3 separate regions of the Homo sapiens genome follow, and all the other regions are linked to region 2. Evidence: chromatin loops called from intact Hi-C (ENCODE). Cell type or tissue: heart right ventricle. All regions are shown on one strand.

Evidence for each region. A loop is a pair of places that touch in the nucleus more often than their neighbours do. Peaks named below come from ENCODE experiments on the same cell type or tissue, not always from the same donor. Only the 100,000 strongest peaks of a DNase experiment are listed, where the experiment ranks them.
Region 1: it touches region 2 in a loop (4-fold over the local background); 11 of 110 quality-filtered maps call a loop at or near these places.
Region 3: it touches region 2 in a loop (11-fold over the local background); 53 of 110 quality-filtered maps call a loop at or near these places.

What each region holds. Positions count from the first base shown.
Region 1 is chr4:47,380,262-47,388,261 of GRCh38, reverse strand. The region is part of intron 5 of GABRB1 (gamma-aminobutyric acid type A receptor subunit beta1); the gene reads right to left. Among named protein-coding and RNA genes, the nearest start is that of COMMD8, 79 kb to the left of the region's middle. In heart right ventricle, a CTCF peak has its summit at 4,235 (motif pointing right); no DNase peak of the experiment used is centred here.
Region 2 is chr4:47,028,621-47,036,620 of GRCh38, reverse strand. It overlaps GABRB1 (gamma-aminobutyric acid type A receptor subunit beta1), which reads right to left and starts at 5,054. Exons shown (of 9, transcript NM_000812.4): 1 at 4,890-5,054; 2 at 4,616-4,707; 3 at 4,137-4,204. The coding sequence starts at 4,969. In heart right ventricle, a CTCF peak has its summit at 3,787 (motif pointing right); DNase peaks (open chromatin) are centred at 3,830, 4,139 and 5,080; H3K4me3 peaks cover 2,408 bases; H3K27ac peaks cover 1,309 bases; H3K27me3 peaks cover 1,984 bases.
Region 3 is chr4:46,839,848-46,847,847 of GRCh38, reverse strand. COX7B2 (cytochrome c oxidase subunit 7B2) reads left to right here. Exons shown (of 3, transcript NM_130902.3): 2 at 2,834-2,888. Among named protein-coding and RNA genes, the nearest start is that of COX7B2, 65 kb to the left of the region's middle. In heart right ventricle, CTCF peaks have their summits at 3,116 and 3,324 (motif pointing left); no DNase peak of the experiment used is centred here.

The DNA of each region.
Region 1 (8,000 bases), 350 kb before region 2:
AGACTCCAGGCATTATATCAAATACATTAAAATGTATTCACATTCCATGTTAAACATAATTTACATATCACTATAAAACATTTAATTGCAGCTTATTTGTTAACATGTTATACTAATTTTAATATTGTAATATTCTTTATGTATTTTGGAGCCAATAATCCGTTTAAGACCCTTGATTAATTTGTAGATGTAGACACTTTGCCTATAATGCGTGTTGGCTATATGGCTGAACCTTTGACACCAATGGGACTCTAGTGCAACGGCCAAGATCTCCTTCCGAGCTTTATTTATTTGGAATATGTCCAACTCCTCTTAAATTTCCCACTGATAGAAATTCTGCTGCCACCATTAGATCTCCTGACCCTGATTGTGGCCCTTCCTGACTTTTAAATTGGCTGTCTACCTGTAATTTCTCAAGATGAAATTGCCTGCCAGGTTGAACTGCATGTGATAGGCATCCATCTGGGCTATTCAGCTGGGGTTAAGCCTCTATACAACCCTGTTCTGACCTCCTCTACCATTTTTCTGGTCCCATGTGGATGAGATCCCCCCATGCCTGCCCAAGTCATGACATTCTTGGAGTGACTGGCTAGCAAAGTCTAGTCACTGGTCTTCCATTAAAGCAGCACAAGTTCAAATTCGCTTTTTCCACAATCAAATGGTTTTTACTTTCTTTTGGACTCACACATAAGAACTAATATTGTTCCCATTTAATTGTATCGAGCCAGTTTGATAATTTTATCTAATTCAATTTGACTTACTATTTTAGCCTATTGAGTTTTTGCTTTTTGAGATGGAGTCTCACTCTGTGGCCCAGGCTGGAGTGCAGTGGCACAATCTTGGCTTATTGCAACCTCTACCTCCCAGGTTCAAGTGATTCTCCTGCCTCAGCCTCCAGAGTAGCTGGGATTACAAGTGCATAACACCATAAAAAAAATTAGGCCATCTAATTTTTATATTTTTAGCAGAGATGGGGTTTCTTCATGTTGACCAGGCTGGTCTTGAATTCTGACCTCAGGTGATCCACCCGTCTTGGCCTCCCAAAGTGGGATTACAGTCATGAGTCACTGTGCCTGGGCTATTTTTGTTTCTGGATGCTGATTTGCTCAACCTCTTAGTTTCATGTTATCTGCAAATTTGAAAAACATGCCTTTTATCATTATTCCCTTGATTGAGACAAATGTGGACTGGCAGAGACAAAGACAGAGCCCTGTAAGATTTCCCTGGTAATATTCCTGTAGGATGAATCAGGTCTTTAATCAGCACTTTGTGGGGTGACACCATCATTTATCCATTTAATATTTTCCTAATTGTTTAGCCTTTCGTCTATATCTCTATGTTTCTCATATTTTTCTTGATTGATTTTGCAGCCTATCAGATAAGAAAGTAAGGTCTGTTAGACTTATTTTTAGAAACATCAAGCTGCTTCCATAGATTACTGATTCTCCTTTTACAGAATGTGGGGTTACTATATTGCCCAGAATGCTTCAATTTCATCAGCTTAAGTGTCTGTTGAATTTTTTTTTCCTTCCTTCTTGGACAATGGAATGATGTATTTCATTCTATAAACACAAATAGCCATGTGGTGTACTAATGTCTGTAGGCTCATGATAATATCCTCCCACTCACAAGGTCTGCTTTCCTTTATACATGCTAATGGAGCTATATTGCATTAATTTATGTAGGTACATATGTTTTAGGTACATTGCTAGCCAAAGATCACAGTGACGGTTACTCAATGGCCCCAATACACAGTGAAGTAAAGGATAATCACACCTGCAAATGCTAAAAATCTTATTGTCTGTATTGATGTGCTTGTTATCAATAAAATCTCAAAACAAACAGCTTGTAGCCTCTACATTTTATTTGTCTTCATAGTCAAAGGGGAGAATATTTTATGTCTCAGAAAAAAATCCTTAGTCATCTATTTCTGTGGCATAATAAATATATATGTGATTTTGTCCCTCATTCCTGACACAGAGCTCTTAAATATCTTGGAATTTCTTGGGTGACAGCAGCATCTCTCATTTTAATGCAGTGATTCTGGTGAGCATCTAGATGGCTTCAGGATGGGGGCTGGTTGTCAAAAAGACCATACCCAGATTAGAAGCCTGAAACTTTCACAGTCCCCACCTCAACCTCCAGAGAGCAGAGAAAAGCTGTAGATTGAGTTAATAATCCATCATGCCTATGTGATGAAACTTCCATAAAACCCACTAATGTTCAAAGACCTTCCAGGCTGGTGAACACATCAAGGTGCTGGGAGGGTGGCATGCCTGGAGAGGGCATGAAAGCTTTGCACCCCCACAACTCCCTGCCATTCTTTGCCCTATGTGTCTCTTTCATCTGGCTGCTCCTGAGTTGTATAAACCAGTAGTAGTAAGTAGACTGTTTTCCTGAGTTCTGTGAGACATTCCGGCAAATTGTCAAACCTAGAGGGAGGTTTGTGGGAGCCCCTGATTTGAAGCTAAGTAGGACAGAGTTGTGGGTAACCCGGGAACCCAATGCTTGTGAATGGCATCAGAAGTGAATGCAGTCTTCTGGGACCGAGGCATTAAACCTGTGGAGTCTGACTCTGGAGTCTAACTCTTGAGTGTTAGAATCAGAATTGAATTGTAAGAGATCCACTTGGTGTCCAGAGAGTAGGAGAATTGGTTGGTGTGAGGCAAACCCAAACATTTGGTGTCAGAAATGTTGTGAGTAAAAGCAGTTCAGAGTTTTCAATTTATTTTAATAATCACAGAGTAGATTTCTCTTAGATACCTGTGGTCAAATCTTTTACAGTCTTGAAATCCTGTTGCATCGTCTATACATGTAATAAACATCTCAATTCTCGGCACCTCCCTTCTTAAAATAATCTCAGGTGAGAAATGAAAATAAATTGTGACTGTTTACTCTTGTTCTTAATTTCCACTGAGATCTGGGTACAACCTTCTCAAAAAGATGAGTTTCACAGTACTGTAACCAAATAAAACATGTACTCCTTGCAAAGTTTGTGAGAAATCTCTTTCAAAATTCAGACAACCTTGACTTATTATTGTTATCATGGAATAGAGAGGATCTTGCTGTTCAACTAGTCTCAGATGAGGTCATGGCATTATTATGATAGGATGTTGCCTCTGCCAGTAATTTCTGCTCTGGTTAAAAAGGAAGATTGAAACCTCTTTCCACTTTGAAACATTTGTTTGGTTGTAGGCAAAGTCTTTCGTGTTAATATTCTCCGGAAAGTGTAATGACAGCGTTCACTAGGACAAATGAAAAGGAATTAACCCCATGTGCAAAGAAGCTAAACTAGTGTGTCAGTATCATAATGTTTTTAAAGATTGTTTTCAAATTGAGTGTTAAGAATGCCTAATCTATTTGGCATCCTTAAAGATGTGCATCATTGCTTTATTTTAAAAAATAAAAAACAAAATCAGGCCTAGTGTAGAAAAGGGAGTCACCTCTGATTTTGACAGGCACTTAGTGTGTCAAATATGCCTTTATTTTCTGAAGTGTAAACTACCTTTAAGGATAATAAGATCATGGACAAGTAAAATAGAAACAGAGGCACTTATCTAGCTAACTTAAATGTACTACTACTTTAACCTTACTGCACTAACAGTGTTATTCTTGGCCTGAAACCCCAGATTTGATAGTTTGGATAACAGTCTTATTTACCTAATTTAATTTCTAAGACCACCTTATATCCTCAATGTGGGAAACTATTCAGAATATCTCTATGGTATTTTTGGTTTGAAGAGTCATGTGTATCCTGATTTTATTGGTTATGAACCCACCCTTGAGTGGTTACTGAGTTTTGTTTTGTTTTATTTAAATTCACCTTCTTTCCTTTTTTTTTTTTTATTTTGGTGTGGGGGTCACTTTTCACTGAGAAATTCTGATGAGAAATAGTGATTTGTCAATAAAGCACATTTTTGGAAAATCCATTAAAATCTAAAAAAAATCCTCAACCTGCCAAAATCAGTGATGGCAAAATGTTTATGGTATGTTGTTAAGAGAAAAATATAATAAAAATGTATGTGTGTGTGTACATATAACAAAGATTATATATGGAAAGAGTTAATAGTGGTTATCTATGAATGATAATATTATGGATGATTTTTTCTTTCAAAAATTTTACGTGGTGAATATGTAATCATTTAAAAAATAAAACCTGATACGTTATTTTTACGTTCTAGAAATTGCCTGTTTGGGAAAAATAAACATCAAAGTTATTTAAATATCCTGTAGAGGGCACTCAAGATCTTCCAGATTCATAGGCAGCGACATGATACTGTGAAGATTTTATTCCTTTAGTTACAGGAGTTTTAGGTTTTCATGATGATTTTAGTTTTGGATCACTGATTCTCACAAGGTTTTATTTTAAAATTCATTTATGTTAAGTGACACTAGAACAATTATGATTAATAGACCTTGTCACATATTCAGATCTTTAGCTAGAAATATATCTGAATATATGCAACTCTAGTTGATTACTAAAGTAACTATAAAAAATGACCTGTTTGGTATATTTAATGCTTAAGTTATAATACTTTCACTAACATTTTGAGGAGTATGGTAGCTCATATGCCCGCTATTTTAGCTATGCATATTAATGAACAAAAATCTATGTGCCATAAATGATATGAACCCATTCTTCACATCTCTCAGTTATGATTTTACAACTGGAAGCAATAAGATGCATTGAATTAAAAATTACTAATATATCAGATCAGAATTTAATTTTCATTTTTATTAACTTATTTGCCTAGTCCCTGATTTTTTTTTTAGGTATAATCTATCATTTTAGTCTCATATCCCTTATTCACTCACTCTCAGATGATACTTATTGAGAGCTGCTACCCAATTCAATTTTTAAATTGGATGCCTTTCTCATCTGTGGATGCAAAGTTGTGGTCCCTGACCTGAGTTTTCACAGAGGTATTGCACACAACCTCCAATAATCATATTCTACCAAGCTCTTGTGTCTATAGAAAATAGTGGATTTTCTTTCCTAGAAAAATAGCTTTTCTCTGGCAATTCTCAGCTGTCTTCAAATATGGCATGGTTTTTGGATCCTCTCTAGAATCAGGTTGGATAGCCTTAGCAACTAGGAGGCTATGTGCTTTTGAGATTCACAAACTGTCATGCTTTCTTGTATAATTTCTTGGCTTTTGAAATCCATGTGAATAGAATGTTGTAAAGCTGACAGTTCACAGTTGTTTGTATCTATAGCTTATCTGCACTCATTCCCAAGTGCTAGATTGGTGTCACAGAGGTTATTGTAGTAGGCATGTTGGGCACATTAATGTCTGTGTTTTAAAAATTGCATTGTGTCTGGGCATGAAGGAAAAGAACTGATTCGATTATTATTGGTTTTGCTAGAATTGATTTTTTACTCCATGTAATTTGGCAGTTACATTGATGAAATACGTGGCTAGCTGCCAATTTTGTTTATGTTGAAGGCTTTATTTCTGATGTCCATGAAATAGGAAGTCCTGCAAATATGAATTGGTCTTTAGAGCTGCCTGGGATGGAACAGTTTGGGAATAGCAGTTAGGAAAGGGCAATGCTCTGTACTTATTGCTCAATCTCAGGCTTGGGAAGAAAAGCAGTGATGATACTTTTCACTTTTTCAGATGGAGAAAATGGAAGTACAGAGTTCCATGACCTGATTGGGAAGGCTGAATGCTTCCAAGTTTCTCTCTGTGGAAATGGGGCCAATAATCTGTGCTACCTGACTTACAGGAAAGATAAAAGAGGTTATTTTGCAAAGTGATAGCTACAGAGTGCTTCTTAGAAGCAATCCATCATCAAAACGCTTAGAAGAATGCTTCCAAGTACATAGGCATCACATGTTGTGTCAGGGTGGGTCTACAACAGTGATTCTCAACCTCAGGTGATTTCCCCTGCCAGAGACATTTGGCAATGTCTATTTTTGGTTGTGAAAGGAGTGCTACTGGTACTTAGTAGGTAGAGGCCTGGGATGCTGCTAAACTTCCCACAAAGAACAGTACAGTGGCCTAGAAAAAAGAATTATTCCACCCAACATGTCAATATTGCTGATGTTGAAAAACCCTGGCCTATAGCTATGAGATGCTGTGTTTGGTAGAATGGCTCATGTTAAAACCATTTGTTTTGGTGATGTAACATGTGGTGCATAATTATACCTAGATTCTATTCTATTAGGATAGAAGATTTAAGAAGGGAAGATGCAAAATCGTTTTGTAATTCAGTCACAATAGAATTTCTTCACTATAATCCAAGCACCTTATCCCTACCCCCAGCCTAGACAATAAAAATGTGGTCACACACTACTTGGAGGGGGGAGGATACAGGGGAAATTCGCATCTGACAATCTTTGTAATTTTTTGCAAATTCTTTGCTCTTTGGTTTAGAAACTGTTGGCGAGAAAGTAAGATAGAAGCATGTTTACACATACAAACTTCCTAAATAATTCTCTTCACCCATAAGTTCCCCAGCACATACACTAGTTAAAGGCACTTCAGGGCAGGGAAGGGGGGAAAGAGAAATAGACAGGAAAGAAAAAGTCAGATGTGAATTTAGGAAGGCCTGTGTCTGTCTCTGACCCTTCAAGCTGGGTTCTAGGGTAGGAATATGAGGTTAGACAGCCTCTTCCAAGTTCTGAGACATGAGTAGAAGCAAGCCTTGTAGGGAAGGCTGTTCATTCCACTGTTTGGGAGAATGGACAGGATGCTCTGTTAAGCCTGTGGAGTGTAAGAGATAATTTTGTCTGAGTTTATTAAACTAAGGGAGGCTTTCCGAGGAATCCTGATTATGAACACGCACGGGGAGAGAACCAGTGTTCCTGAAAGAGATCTCAGAGTCATCCCATTGGAAGATGCAGCATGGATGGTTCCTGCCAGGGATCAGACAAAGACCAGTTAAGTCTTGAGCACATCACTGGTGCAGAGAGTTGAGTGGGAGCTGAGTTGACACCCACAAAATGCCCAGTCACCAGTGGAGTGAGGACCTGATCCTGCTTGTGGTGAGCCCCAGACAGAAGTTACAGCTGAAGTTAGAGGCTGGCCCAGGACTCAGGAGACTCAGCATGATAGGTAGAAACTCTCTTCCTTAGCTCCCAAGGGTGAGGCTTCTGTAGTCACCTCCAGAGCTTACAATAGACTTCAGGGGTAGGTGTGGCACAACGGGGAGACAGTGCACAAGGACTAGGGCACATTTCCCTGCTCTCCTGGTGGCAATTACCCCTGTGCTATCTGAGCCCTCTATCAATGCCATGGGAAAGAACAGGAGGAAACATAAACCATCCTGGTGTTACTGTATTTACAATCTGAAGTGTCTGAAAAATTGCTGAATCGAGGAAGTATATGGCCATTATCAGACTGAACCATAGAGTCTAAAATAAAATCATAAAAACCAAAGAATGAATTTTCATATATCTTAGTTTGTAGACTTTGAAATTCTTACCCATTTTATCTTTATCTATAGAAAAAAGTACAGAGATTATGAAGTCCAGTGCCTCATTCCCAATCTTCATTGAATAACTAGTGTGCCTATATAAGCAAAAACCATAATAGAATTCTATCAAGGAGATGTACAGTTAAATTCCCATGAAACAATATATCTAGGGTTTTAAGAGGATGCTGAAGTACTCTTTTTCTTCAAAGAATTTCCATTTTTATCTTTTCAGTTGAATAGACGGATGATCAATTTCCAGAAGTTCATGTTAGTAAAACATGGATTTTTTAATAAAATTGTACTAGAAAAATTCTTTATCACCCACATCCCATAGTGCTAATTAAAGGACTCTGAGCATGAAGATGGGGCTTATCCCTTATCTAGATTGCTTTTGGACTAGCCACTTCTGGCTACTGATTTTCATTTCAAAAGGAAGACGTTGGCTAAGTTTCTTTTCTACAGCTTAGAGCAGTCAGTGCTCCTGGGAATTCTTTGATAAATTTCATATAAATATTTATCACTGAAAGTCCGCTGTGTGTCTACTTCTTCCCTGTCGAAGATTATCTTTTACTAAAGTT
Region 2 (8,000 bases):
CAAAATGCTGGGATTACTGGTTGGGGCCACTGTACCCAGCCAATTTCTTAATTAAGCTAGAACTTAGGATAATGTACTACCTTGATATTCAAAGTGCAATCTATATACCAGCAATCAGCATTGCCCAGGAAAAATGCAGAATGTCAGGCCCCATCCCACACCTCTGATTTGGAATTTGCATTTTAATAAGATCCCAGAGTGATTCACCTATATGTTAAAGATTGAGAAGCACTGACCTAGAGAAATTCATGTGGGGACTGGGAATCTGACAAGCAGTTACTGTTTTGAGTCACCACAGTGATAGTAATGAGATATAATTGAAGTATGTACCAGAAACTTCCAGAGTCTAATATTAAAATAACCACAACAACAGAAACAGTGAATTTTAAGTGGATATTTGGTAAATTAAATTTGTCTTTCATTAAGCATTATTTATAAAATTGGCTCATTTTCGTTTTTGTCATCGTTGTTCACTGTAATGTCTGTAAGAACATTCACTGTTATACTCATTCATGCATGAAGGAAGGAAAGACAATGAATCCATGATAGCTATCTCATATTGGGAACAGCTTGAATTGAGTCCTGCATTGAGTCAGGACTCATTCGATGTAAGGTCTTCTAGGGGTGGCCATTTGGACCATCGTGTCTTCAGATTAGGTACAGAGAGCTGCCTGGTTGGAACTCCTACTTGGTAATCAGGATCCACCTCTTGAATAAAAAGGAACAGCTAGTCACTGGAATTTGAAATACAAGAGTTCAACTACTTGTTAGAAGGTAGTTAATATCATGTTTCCCCAAACTACTGTTCGAAGAGAAAATTTGCCTACTACTGTCTGTGTTTTACTGGCTTTATAGTAGCAGATGTTAGTGGTTATGTTAAGGACAATTTCTGGGAGCTCTTGTCTCCATTTACTCCAACTGCCTCCTGTTCATCTTTAGTCAGTCCTCTTTGTGCGTGTGTGTGTATGTGTGTGTGTGTCTGTGGCTTGGCAGAAACAGTTAAAAGACAAGGTTTGAAGGTTATAATATATAAATGGAAATCATGGTGGTTTTTTAAGATGACAGTTTAGAAAATGGTAACAGTATGTAGTTGCTATCACACAAACAGTATATCCCATGATGCCAAAAGAACAATCCTTTCTAATTTAATCAATAATATTATTGCCTGAAAAGTCTTGTTCTCAAGTAGATATGTTTATCTACATCGGCATTATTCTTCACAAGTTTTGCATTCACTGCTTAGAACCAATGATTCTTGATTGTAGAGATTCTTTACTATGTAAAGATTGCTTTTGTTTCTTAATTTGTGAAAAATTAAGAAAACACTTAATTTTTCACAAATTAAGAAATCAGATAATACTCTTGATACGATGTTAGTCTGTAAAGCAGACAATGTGTAAACCAATCAGGGATTATATTTTACTTGGGGAAGCAATGGTAAAGAACAAAAATGAATGGAACCTAGTTCTCAAATCTACTAATTTAATGCACAATTATGTCATTTTCCCAGCCATGGAATGGGTAATAATGGTAATAAATAAAAACATAAATATAAGCAATGTTTTGGAAATTGATTCAACTTGCATTTTCTTAAAAACTATTTTTATGATATTATTGTCCATTCTCTTTGTTATATTCTTGTCATTTAATGTAGATGAAAATTTTCTATTAAATTACTCAAGTTACTGCCTATCAGGGCACCGAAACATGCTTAATACAAAAAGCAATAAGCAATAAGTCTTATTTTCCATGGACTTCCTACCCTATTTATATTAGCTAAATATCACAACATATAATAAACAATTCTCTTTTGGGGGTGCGGGCTAACCATCTGAGTTGTGTTTATACAGAACCCTCAATTTTAAAAACATTACTCTTTATTTCCATTTTTCTTGGAGTTATTTCCAATCTATTTATTTCAATGTTTTGTCATAGATGACAGAAGATAAAATAAACTTTGGGTTCTGTTGATAGTGCTCATTAAAAGGAGAAACAAGAAAGAACAAGTAAATCAAGGTTTATTATTTTTCAACTTTGAGTGGTTTCTATTTTCTAATCATGTCTGTAACATTGTTGTGGAAAGGTAATGGGGATTGTAGTAGAACAGGTATTTTCAAAGGCTTATCAGCTGGGTGAATACTTTTGAAAAATCAAGTGCATACACACGTGTTGCTGTGAGTAAACAGACTGTATTATTTAATCATTAGGAAGAAATGTCCAGTGGTATTTCAATTAAAGTCAATCCTTGTTCTGAGCTTATGTATGAATTCAGTTGAACAACTAATTATACAGAACTTTTTGTTACGGTGGTTGTTGATTGCAGCAACTTCCCTATTTAATTGAGTTTTAAAAAAAACTGAAAAGGGGTATGTCAATATAGCCAACAGAATTATATATTTTTTAAAATTCTGAAAAGCATGACACTCTACACGGCAAGGTAGAACAAAGGCTGCATTTGCTTTTTGAGCTTTTTAAATCTTCTATTTTATCAATTATCTGTGGATGCTTACAAGATACCAAAGGAAATGATTGAAAAGGAAAAATATTAACATTATTAATCTACATGATACAACTTGTTAAACTAATTCATTGTCTAATTTGTCCAGTTGCATTCGTGTAGATTAGGCACATATTATTACATTCCTCAGAGTGTTTCTAAATAATATGTTTTGGGTTACTTTGTGGTGTTAACATGTATGTAAACAGAATATAATAAGTCAGTTTGCCAAATGAGAAATATTCATTGTGTATTACGTTTTTAAAATTGAGTTTCTTTTTCCAGCACGACAATCAGAGACATTTACAAATAGTATTTTAAATACGTTATTTGAAGCAGGAGCCGCTACAACTACAAAATACAGAAATTAAATAGTCACACTTTTTATTCTATTCCTATTCAATAAGCTATAGACATATTTATTTCGACCCTAACATAACCTAAAAAGGAAAAGAAAAGAATTCTTAAACCATAGTATATTAAAATAAAACGACACAGTAGGAATGAAATGAAAGACAATTCAATAGCCTTTATAGCCATAGAGTGATACAATCTCAAATGGTTTTACTCTTTAAATTATTCAGGATTTATAAATTTCTGCCGCCATAACATTTTTTCACAAGTGGAATAAAAATGGCATTTTGCTCACGTAGATCTAGCTGTTCCCTGGGTGGTTGATTCTAGAAAAGCAACAGGCTTTTCCGTCTTACGAGAAGCAACAGTTAGAAACTCTAAGTAGAAAACTCCTACACACAGTGGACGGAACCAGCCAACAGAGAAAGTGGCAGCTATTTCAGTTCATTTTGCAATAGCTTCCAAAAAGAGAGGGAAGAAATATATAAAAGAATGTTGACCCCTTTGAAATGAAAGGACTGTGCTGTGTTACTGTCGCCCCCTCTCCCTTCCAACGTCCCTTAAATTATCAGGATTTTTAGGCATGCTTAGGTTTCTAGAGTAAGGTGAAGCAATATGACTTGATTTATTCTGTTTCAACTTAAATTTGCAAGATGCAGTAAGACAAATTCATAACCTCCCGCAAGAGAACAATACAAGCCTACCCAGGCTCGGGCACTTTTCCTACTAGCAAACATGGACTGTTGTCTTAGCCTGTTGCTCCTGCCACCAGGTGTGCCTGAACCTGGAGAGAGAGGACACTTTGAAACCCAGACTGTGCTCTCGGTGGCAGGGCCTTGGTGCATCCGGGCTCGCGGACTGCGAGGGCCATGGGGATTGCCAGCACCGCGCCTGGGGAGGTGATGGCTGCCGACCACCGGTCCGGGGACCCTAGTGCAGGCCGCCCGGCTGCCAGCAGATGGTGCCCTCCTCATCCAAACACGCAGGGAAACCCAGCTAAAGTAACGCTCAGACTCCGCCCCAGCAGATCCACGGCGCAACAGTCACTCGTCCTTCCCAAAATAGTGCCGAGCACGTTTCCCCTGGAACACCGCAGTAGCCCGTGTGTGTCGAAATTACAAACCAGGGGCGACCGGGTGTGTGTGCCGGAGCGGGGAGCGGGTGCGGAGTGGGACCTCAGGGGCCAGGGGCGAGGTGACCGCCAATGAAACGCAGAGGGCAAAGGGACCTGTCCATTTCCCATCTGCGTAAGCCGAACCGCCGGGCCCCTCGGGAGGCCACTCACCATATTCACTTCGGAGACCATGTCTATGCTGGCGACATCGATCCGCATCCCAACGTCGACGGGGGGCCCTGCCGGGGAGGTGGGCCACATTAGGAACAGATTCTCTCAGTGACAGCAGGCTGGGGAGGGTCTGGGGGCTTCCCAGCCCTTACTCCATTCTTAACGGGCTCCCTCCCTGCTCCCCCCACCACCCCTTTCAGGGGACTGCCTGGGAAAACAGGTGTGGGCACACGCGTGATGCAGTGACTATGCAGAGGGTGTGTCGGCCCGGGAGAAGGTCGCCTCCGCCTGAGGATTCATCCACCTGAGACTGGGGACCCGGGGTGTGTGTGTGTGTGTGTGTGTGTGTGTGTGTGCCCAGGGTATAGTGCACGCTTACGAAAATGACATGCCTTTTCTTTTTTTTTTTTTGACATTTATCTTTGACAGAAAAGGAGAACTAAGGATGGGTTACAGGTTGAAAAAAGATGAAGCGTTACCTCCGAAGTCCGGCCGCAAGCGAATGTCATATCCTTTGAGCAATCTGTCCACTGTCTCTTTCACGTATGACATGTTGCTGGGTTCATTGGTGCTAAGGGGAAGAAGTAGGGACCGTATTCAAAATGAGCACAAACTGTGAGCACATATAAAAAGATACAGGCACACCTACCCCCAAACAACAAGATACATGATCCAGCAGACACGTAAAAAGAAACATACCAAGAAAAAAAGAGAGAGAGAGAGAGAGAGCGAGATTCAACAACAGCAGCTCACCTGTGTGCACAACAGACCATGGTAATCATCACAGGGAAAGAGAGAAGCCCCAGACTCTCTCGATTTTGTACTGTCCACATTACTAACTCTGATTAAAAGAATTGTCTTTTCTGCGAAGATTCAAGGAATGCAACTTAGTCGGCTGCTGGGCAGTAATTCCCGAATGGACCTGCGCATGCGCAGAGCGCGCTCACTACCAAAAGACACCTTGTGCCTTGCAAACAATATTCCTAGTGGAACAGGCAACAGATTTCAATCCCTCTAAAGTTCCTATTTGGGGTGCTCCATGTCCTCCGGGTAGTCAGAGACAAGCTGCTGTTTCCACGCAGGGGATCCTACGAGCATGTGTAAACGGAGTTTCCTTCATGCATTGGAGGTTGCTATGTTGATTTCATTTCTGCCCTCAACCTGATTTTGTTTTTTTTACTGGGCGCTCAGTGATCTGGCTAAGGCTGCCTGTGATTGGCATCTTTCGTTGACAGTCAGGGAGGTCCTAGAACGGGGACTCTGGAGGAGGGTCTGTTGTTCTCTGGTTGCCTGTGGCGGGCACCGGGAGGATGTGATCAGCGGGGGTTGTGGGTGGGGGTGACTGGGAGCAGGGAAGAGTGGAGAGAGAGGGAACGGGAGAGTTACTAAAGGTACAGAGGAAACTCAGGACGTATTTGAGAACTCCAAAAATTAGGTGCCCTTGGGAGGCATCCTAGGACATCTGGCTTGGTGTAGACTTCTGTAGGAGGCAGAGTAGGAGGGGCAAGCCAACTTTTCTTCCACCCCACTTTTCTTCCCTCCCCTTGTCGTTTTTCATCCAGGTTGGGAAATGAGGGAAACAAAGGATCCAGCAGCAGTTCTGGGCAGGCAATCTTTTTTTCTAGGGCCATCCACTGCAAGCCCCACTTATCCTCCAGGTTGTGATAAGAAAAATCTCCTTCTTAAATTGACAGCATTTAAGGTGGTATTTGTGACCCCTAGCAGAACTCTGAAACATCCAGACAGTTTAACCTCTGTTCGCCAGTAGGTTGGGATTCTGCAGGAGCAAGTATTGTTTGAATTAAATCAAATTCAGTAACTTCGATTCTACAAATGTCATTGAGCACATGTTAGGCAGAAGGCCCTGGACTAGGTGTTTGTTCTTTTGTTAAATAGTATATATTAAATTTTGTTGTGGGCATTCTGGGACTTATAACTGATTCAAAAAGGGTTCTTGTCCTAGAGAAATTCACATCTAATGGGAGAGGGACACACACAAGTGTAAGTAAAGCGAATTGTAATCCCTACTCCTATTATAGTCTGCTGCTTACTTTTATGAGGGAAAGAGGAGACAGCTTAAAAATTAGCTTCTAACTAGGATGGAAGTGTCTCAAGGTCAAGAAACTTATGCATATTCTTAGTATTTCCCTACACAGGAGTTACCAAACAAAAAAACGTAATAGAAAAATTTATTCCATTACAATAATAACAAAAAATTCTAATGTACCTAGGAATAACTGGGGGAAAAATATGCACAAGAAGTTTAGAGTGAAGGTACATAACATTATTTAAATACACAAAATATGACCTAGATAAATGGAAAATGTACCATATGGGTAATTGGGAAGACTCAACATTGTAAGGATGTCAATTCTATCCAATGTAAGAAATATAACCAATTTGAATCAAAATTCCTACATTCTAAATGGAAATGAATAAACTAATTCCAAAATTCAAATAGAAGAATGAGGGGGTAAATAAAAGCCAAGAAAACCTGGAAGAAGAAGAAGAAAAAAAGAGAAGGAATATGGGGGCATTTGCCTTTGAGATATCAAGACATTATTGTGCTATATAGAAACTGAATCAGTTTGTCTTTGGCATGGAATTCATGTAGGGATAAAAAGCAAAATAGTACGAGCAAATAGAGAGCACAGAAATACTCCTCTATTTTAAGAGAAGTAGGAAAAGATGAGCTACTCAATAAATGTTGCAAGACAATTTATTATCCATAAGGGAAAAAAGTAGATCTTTACATCATTACATACATGAAAATATATTACAGGTAGATACGTAACTTTAATACAAAAAACAAAACTTTCAAAACTTTAAACTATATAGGAGAATATCTTTATGACTGTGATAAAAGGAAAGATCTAAAGATGAACAAAGTTATAAATGATAAAAAAGATTATTGCGATAACTATGTTAAAATGTAACCTTCTTTAAATCCAAAGCTTCTTCTGAAAAGTCAAGTTATACATAGAAAGAACATGTTTTCAGCAAATTTAACCATCAGAAGGTTTGTATAAAGAAATTACCAGAAAAAAAAACTTCCAGAAGTAAATAAGAAAAGATCAAAAGCCACTCTAAATAAGGAATTGCAAATTAAAGGAATTGTACACTATTTTAAACTCATGAGATATGCAAAACTTAAGAATATTAAAAATTGGCTTTTAAAACTCCATATATTTTCAGTAGACATATAAATTGATCTAAACACTTTGTACCACTCTTTGGACATACTAGTAAAGTCAAAGATGCCCATGCTCTTTGGCCCAGAATTGCTACCACTCAGAATATACCCTAGTGATAAACTCATGCAGTCTAAGAATATTTATGGCAGTGTTGTTTTTAGTAGTGCAAAACTGGCAACAATTTTTATTAATTGGAAATAAATAGGAATATAATCACACAATGTAATACAACAGTCAAAATAGTTGAATGTCTACATGCTTCTACACTGACAAATCCCAGAAGTAAAACACTGAGCAAAAACGAAACAAGAGCAAGGTGCAGAATGATATAATGAGCCATGATAACATAAATTTTAAAATATTTAAGTGTAAAACCCAAAAGATATATTATGTACATATACACCATATATATATATATGGTATATATACCATATATACACATATACACCATATATATGTATATATACCATATATACATATATATACACATATATACACATATACATATATATGGTGTATATGTATGTGTCGGGGTGTGTGTTTGTGTGTGTATGTATATATATACACATACACAGAATAGAGAACAAAAATAAGAAGGATACCACACTTTAAGGTTCAAATGAATCTACAATATTTTATCAAAAAAATTTCATTCCAATTAGCCACAACA
Region 3 (8,000 bases), 190 kb after region 2:
TGATTACCTGTCAGCTTCTAGAAGATTCAATTTTCCCTTGCATTTTTGTCTATTCCTCTCTGAGAAAGCTGGCAAGAAACTGCTTGCTGAAATGCTTTTCTCTTGGTTTTCCTCTTACCTCACTGGCCTTTCTCTTCCTTGGTCTTTTTATTGGCGCTTTCTTAGCTCCCTTGCCTGCAAATGCTGGAGTAACCCAGGAATTACATTACTTTTCCATTGGTGCATAACAAATTACTACAAATTGTAGTGCTTTAAAATAACAGACTTTTTTTTAATCTCATAGTTTCTGTGTGTCAGAAGTCTGCTCACAGCTTACCTGGGTCTTCTGCAAGGCTGCAGTCAGAGTATCATTTGGGCCTGGGATATCATCCGAATGCTTGACTTCAGAAGGATTTCTTTCTAAATTTACTCAAGTTTTCTGCAGAGCTTATTTTCTTCGAGCTATAGGAGGGAGGGCCTTATGTTTTGTTGGCTGGAGGCTGAAGGCCTTGCAAGCTGGCAGCTGGAGGCTGCCCTAAGTTTCTAGAGGCTTCCCTCAGTTCCTTGCCAGATTGTTTCCCCCACATGATGCTTGCTTCACATACATCTCACCGTCACATATTCTATTGGTTAGAAACAAGTTACAGATCCTGCCTACATTCTGGGAGATGGGAATCATACAGGGATGTGAACACGAGAAGGTGAGGATAATGGAGCACCTGAGTCTGTCCACTTGAGGGCTAGTTCTCTGTCCTCTCCCCTCTATCTGCACTCATTTCTTCTTACATCTCAACGGCTATATCTATGGTGTTAAATTTGATCGTCCTCAAACTTCACACCAGTATAGCCAACTGCATAGTTTATATATAGTTCCTCTTGGATAGATCTAGTGGACATCTCAAATTTCATATATCTAAACCCAGAATAATTATTTCCCACCAATCACCTGTTTTTTCCCACACTCTTCTAGCCTCACTAAATGCCAGCTCAGTTACTCAGATAAAAACCTTTGTATCATCCTTGACTCTACATTCTTCATACCCACATCTAGCTTATCAGAAAATCCTGTCCCGTCTATTTTCAAAATATATTCAGTCTCTGACCATTTCTCTCCACTTTGTAAAAATGCTTCCTGTTTTATTCCCAGTAAAAGCTACACCATCTGGCTTTTTTGTTACTTCTCTAGCCTCTTCTACTACTGTTCCCTTTTTCATTCCATTCCAGAATAGTGGCTAACTTGCTGTTTTCTGAGCAGCTCAGGTACCCTCTCACTTTAGAGCCGTTCAACTCACTGTTCCCTTTTACTGGAACACTCTTCCCCCAGAAGACTGCATGTCTGACTCCCTCACCTCCCTCATGGCCTTTGATATGTGAAACATTACAGATGAGTCCTACCCTATTCACCTTTTTGCTGTTGCAATCTATTTTTTTTCCTTCCTGTGTTCCAAGTGTCCTTTATACTGCTCTCCCTTCTCCTTTTTTTCCTGTACTTATAATCTTACAACATTCTATATAGGTTATTCATTATATTTATTGTTTATGGTCCCTGTTTCCTACTAGAATGTGAGTTTCATGAGGACACAGATCGCTGTCTCTTCTGTTCATTGCTTTATCTGAAGCCGTTAAATGTTCTTGGTATATAAATAGATGCTCATTAAGTATTTGTTGAATGAATGAACAAATAACGCAGTTAGTCTTGTTCTCACCTTGGTATCTGCAGCATCTTCAATTAATCCTGGATTCATAAGCACTTACAAAACTATTTTACCTTCAAAACGTTTGAAACTTGCCATTTCTTGTTTAGCATCTTCAGTTGGCACTAGGGTCTGATTTAAAATTTAGGTTACTTGGTAGCCCTCTGGTTACCATTCCAGCCCTAATGGGGGTAAAGTCTATCTCCATTTCCTAGCAACTGGCTCAGAACCTACTTCTAGTCAGATTGACCACAAAGAACCTCAACACCACTGCCTCTGACTTTGCTGTTGATGGATACTCATGCAGTTTAACCATATGCCAGATTATTTTACATCAAATGTTGCCTCTCACCAAACATGTACATGTACCTTGGTGAATATCTCAGTTCTTGTTTCACTCCAGGCATTAAGAAGGAGGTAAAACAGGCAGTGGTAGTCACCTGACTCCTCTCCCAGCATACCCCTCCAGGGTTTTTTCTTCTGTGGACTGTTTTTCTTTTATCCTATGCTCTTTTTTTCTGTGTCCCTACATCCTTGAGAACTATTAATATCTGCTTTTTGGGTGGGACTTTCTGTTATGCACATATACTCTAAAGTAGTAAATAAATGTATCATTTTCTCTAGATTTTTTAACTTTAAATCCTCACTATTGTTATAGAATGAAAAATATATTCCTTTCAACCACATTTGAGGCATTAGTCTGCTGGTTAATTTGATTTAGGGCTCAAACATTAGAGAAGTCCATTTCTGTTTCCTTGAACTTGCATGAAGGAAGTTGCTGAGAAGTCTCCAAGCATATTAGGCAAACCTTGGCCAGAACCTTCCATTTGAGGTTGGGTACAGGTGAGTGGTGACTCATGAAGGTAGCTGGTATAAAAAAGAGAGTTATCTCAACCACATGGGTTGAGAAAAGTTTAAAGACTCATTCTCTACCACTATTGGAAAACAGGTAGCTAGGCCCTTGTCATGTGCTTTACGATGCTTCCTTTTCAACTTTGTTTCTTAAAAATTATTTTAATCAGATATCATTTGTATGACAATATTTACTGTTAATGAAGTAGTATATGGTGATTTTCTCTGAGTAACATAGCCTGTACTTACCTCTGGCTTTTTCATTGTCTTTGAAATCTGACACTAATTTTCTAATTGCATTTTTTTAGGAAGCAGAATCTGAAACTTTCTGAGGAGAGCATTTGAGCTTCAGATTTCTAACAGGTAACGAGAAAATATGGAAAAGACCCACACTACCTACATTACACTTTCACAAAGTAAAAGTTAAAGTTCTGGTAGGAAATTTTGTAAAAAATAAAATTCACACTGAATTCATTTTTAAAAAATTGTATGTACTTTTAAGCACGATGTTTATTACTGAGAATCAGCCCAACTACACAAAGAGACAGATGTCAGTTTAAGTAGACAAATGTTTCAAAAATAAAATATTTTTTATCAGCAGTAAATGTTTTACTTGATAGACTAACTTGATAGTCTTAACTACACGAACAGTTGGATACAAAAGAAAATGTGTGTATTGCCAGCAAACATTTTCAAAAGATAAGCACTTGTGCCAAGTACTACATGCTTAGAAAATCTTTCATTTGGACAGCTGAGACCACCACGTGTCTTAAAATATGCCATCCATCATTTCAGTGTTAAGAGCGCCCCCTGGTGTGGTTGTATATTTATATGCTTCCGTGACTTTTAGACGTTTTAAAAATTTCATTTTGCTATTAGATGGTGATGGGCCTTTTTTGCCGGGTTGACTTGGTCAGTATGGTGTGTAACCATCTAGACATTTGTATTTAATATTTTTCTTGTCCTTATCCATGACCGTGTCTGGAGTCAGTGGTCAGCTTGAAAGCCGAATTTGGGAATATTTAATTCCTAAACTTCCTCAGTCAAGCTAATGGCCAATAATATGACATTTATTAAGTATGAAATTATATATTGCGATAAAATTTTACAGGATAATCAAGTTATTTGGTGGTAATAACTTTGTTAAGTGGCAAATTGCTGTGAACAATTTCTTTTTGGTAAGTTCATGGACATTATAATAATTTAACATGAGAATTCAGACAATATATTTTGCTTTTAAAATATCTATTGTGTAGAAACTAAATAACCCAAATGTTGATATTTCCTTACAAGCCAGAAACTCCTCTCTGGTGATATAACTTGCAAATATAAGCAAAATAATTCACCCATGTGTCATAAATAGGACTCTTATTTATTACCTGCCACCAGGGAATAACCCCATAGAATTGCAGCCAAAATTGGCAGCAAAGTACCTGTTTTGTAACTTTTTTTCTTGTATTTTATTTTTAATCCTTTAGGAATATAAACCACTCTTGCAAAGTGAAAGTACACATAATATTCTAAATCACATTTCTGTATATTTGATAATTGCAATTATTTTCCCTAATTGTCTCTTCTTCAGACTATATTATCTTCATTTAACCATTTCTCATATAAATTGTTTGAAATTTAATAATTTGCAGAACTACAATTGTGAACTGTTTGCAGTAGACTGCTTTTGCTTTTATTTTTTTCTCTATGTTCCTCTCTCCTTTGATTCTGAAACCATAAGCTCAGTACAATATTTACATTAATTCCTGGCTGGCTTGTTGAAAGAATGTTTTTAAAAACATAGATTAAAAAAATCAGAGCAATGAATCTGCCTTAGTAGACCTGTGTTTGAATCCCAGCTTTCATATTTACTTGTAAAAATCATGACTGTGGACAAGTTGATGACTCTCTCGGAGTCTCAGTCTTTTCTGTAAAAGAGGAATGCAAATCACTACTTCAGAGGATGTCCTTAATACATTCTTTACATTAATATGTGCTTAAAACTTATTATATGCCAGATATGGGTACCTTATGACACCCCTTATTTTTCACAAGTGTGTGAATGTGGTATTATTATTTCTCTATTATTGATGAGGCTTAGTGATGCTAAGAAGCCTCATAAATGGACAAGCCAAGATTCTAATTCAGGTCTTTCTGACTTAAAGTGAGCTCATCATCAGTGGCCATCAGAGAAATGCAAATCAAAACCATAATGAGATACTATCTCACACCAGTTAGAATGGTGATCATTAAAAAGTCAGGAAACAACAGGTGCTGGAGAGGATGTGGAGAAATAGGAACACTTTTACACTGTTGGTGGGACTGTAAGCTAGTTCAACCATTGTGGAAATCAGTGTGGCGATTCCTCAGGGATCTAGAACTGGAAATACCATTTGACCCAGCCATCCCATTACTGGGTATATACCCAAAGGATTATAAATCATGCTGCTGTAAAGACACATGCACACGTATGTTTATAGCAGCACTATTCACAATAGCAAAGACTTCGAACCAACCTAAATGTCCAACAATGATAGACTGGATTAAGAAAATGTGGCACATATACACCATGGAATACTATGCAGCCATAAAAAATGATGAGTTCGTGTCCTTTGTAGGGACATGGATGAAACTGGAAACCATCATTCTCAGCAAACTATCGCAAGGACAAAAAACCAAACACCGCATGTTCTCACTCATAGGTGGGAATTGAATAATGAGAACACATGGACACAGGAAGGGGAACATCACACACCGGGGACTGTTGTGGGGTGGGGGGAGTGGGGAGGGATAGCATTAGGAGATATACCTAATGTTAAATGATGAGTTAATGGGTGCAGCACATCAGCATGGCACATGTATACATATGTAACAAACCTGCAAGTTGTGCACATGTACCCTAAAACTTAAAGTATAATAATAATAAAATAAAAAAAGTGAGCTCACAACCACTGTGCTATGCATTTAATTTAATCATGCTTATTCATGTCTACTGATTTGTTAATTCATTTGTCATTACTGTCAAATAATCCCCCACTGCACATAGAGGAAAGCAACCTTCAGGGAAAGCATAGAGGAATCATTTTGTATGGATGCTCTTGTCTGAAAGCCAGAATTGCTTTGGGCATTTATTCTTCTATGAAGTTTTGTCAAACCAGGTGGTGCATTAAGACATTGCTTGTTATTACCATGATTGAGCTGATAATAGCAGTGACAACAAATAGGGGTATTAGGTTAGTGAACTTGAAGGCTTCTTTATGAATAATATAAAATCGGGGTAAAGGAATGTTAATTTTAGAAACTGTTGCATCCTTCTAATCCACCATTTATTTTGTGTTTTTTGTTTCCTGGACCTGGGAGCATAGTATAAGTTTGATGTGCATTGCCATTCAATTTAAGTGTCTAATTACTTGCATTGGCTTTGTGAAGCTTGTATCATTTTCTTTATGGGTTAAGAATTATTTTTTGATTTTTATATACCAGATTTCCTGTAATTGCTACAGAGGCCAATGTAATAAGTTTCTCATTTCATTAGTAAGTAGTTTTGAAGGCTACTAAGTAGCTCATCACAGAAATGCAGCGTGAACAGGCCTGTTGTTTGCTTAATAAAATCTAGTGCTGCATATTATTTCCTTGGTCCTTGAGATTTGCTCTAAGAATTAGGCTGTTCAGTCACAATTCAGAGCACATTGTTAGGCTCCTCAATGGCTGAGTGACTGTTTTCTTGTTTAGGTTGTGTCATGACCTGCTTGGGTCAGATGTATAGGCATTATTATGAGTATGTATTCATATTATTATGTCTTACTAAGATAGCACATTATCCCAAACACGAATTAACCTTATGAAAATCAGTTTAACCTTTAACAGAACCAATGAATGAGTGAAGAAATGGGAGTTTTCTTAGTATTTTACCCTCATTTCTGCCCTACAGTGGCATCTCCTGCCAGCCCATCTTAAACACACACACACACACACACACACACACACACACACACAGAGCACATTTGGTAAGTGGGCTCTTTGACTTGTTTACTGTCTGTGGAACCTCTGATATTGTTTTAGTTTAGGCCCTGATACTTTGAACAATTGGAATAGTTTCCTAACTGGATTCCACCTCTCCATTTTTACTCCTCTCTAATCAATTAAGAGCAGGCTAATTTTTCTGAGGCATAGAACTAATATCAGGTTAAAATAATTCAGTGTCTCATTGCTCAAAACCATCTTCTGGTTCTTGCTTACCTCTCTTCTAGTTTTCTCACTGCCTGCCATTGTCCTCACTCCTTGAATGTTGTGCTTTGCTCTGCTGACAAAATTACAGATCCTAGAATGCTTTTTGCTTTCTTTGCCTCCCTTTGTCTTTATGCACCAACTCCGTATGTCAGTGACAGCCTTCTGTACTTCTTCATTTAATGAGTCCTTTTATTTTTGTTTCAAAACCCAGCTCTACTTTTATTTTTTACTGTAATCCTTCCCAGACTAACTTCCCACTGCACAAGCATACACCCAGCCTGAATTAGGTATCTCTTCAGTGGGCCACTAAAGGCCTTATGTCCACTTCTGTTACTGCAAAGTTCTATTTACAGTGGACAACTTGAAGCAGGTATTATTGTATCACAGTACGAGGTACATTGAAAGTGTTCAGGAAAAGCATTATTTATGAAGCTCATGAAGAGGCTGAATGAAAAATATAAAGACGTTGTATTAGAAGTCCCATGAAGCCCATGCCTTCAGTCAGGTTTTAAAGCTGATAGATCAAATGCCTACTATCAGCCATTAGTGGGCAGGATGGGGAAGCAGCTGTTAGTTGACTTCATGTATGCTCTTTCTTCTATTTACATTGACTCTCTCTCAGCACTCATGTACTCCTCAGTGCACCCAACTATCCCTCATGACAGAGAGTTCTTGTGGCTTATTTAATATAATATCCTCTCTTTCCTACCTGCTGAATCCTATTATTGTTGCAGACAAAAACAAATACAGAAGTCCCCTGTTTTCTAATTCTCCTTGTTGGTATGAAAGATAATCTGCCATAATTCTATCCAGTGACATATAAACAAAAATCCGATGGAATTTCTGGGAAAGTCCTGCCTTATTGATACAGATTTTTGCCTCATCTTCCTTCAGGCCCCTTCCTCCTTTCTCATTCCTGGAAGGTAGACATGATGACTGGAACTAGAGAGTCACCTTGCAACCTTGAGGGAAAGGCCAGAAATTACTGAGACTTTAGCCCTGACATCCTTAAACTTCTAAATCAATACCAGCAATTGCCTTCCTTTGGATTTTTCACTACTAAGAGAACGTCCTCAGGTTGTGTTGAAGCCTTTGTTATCTGGGTTTACTGTTGCATCAATTGTCTCAGTTCCCTAATGGATACTCATTAGTATTACAGTTAAAATAAATGCATTAAAAGTTAATGGTATAAGTTTCTCACCTCCCCACCTATATTTTGTATTTTTTAATTCAACAACCATATATTAAGACCCA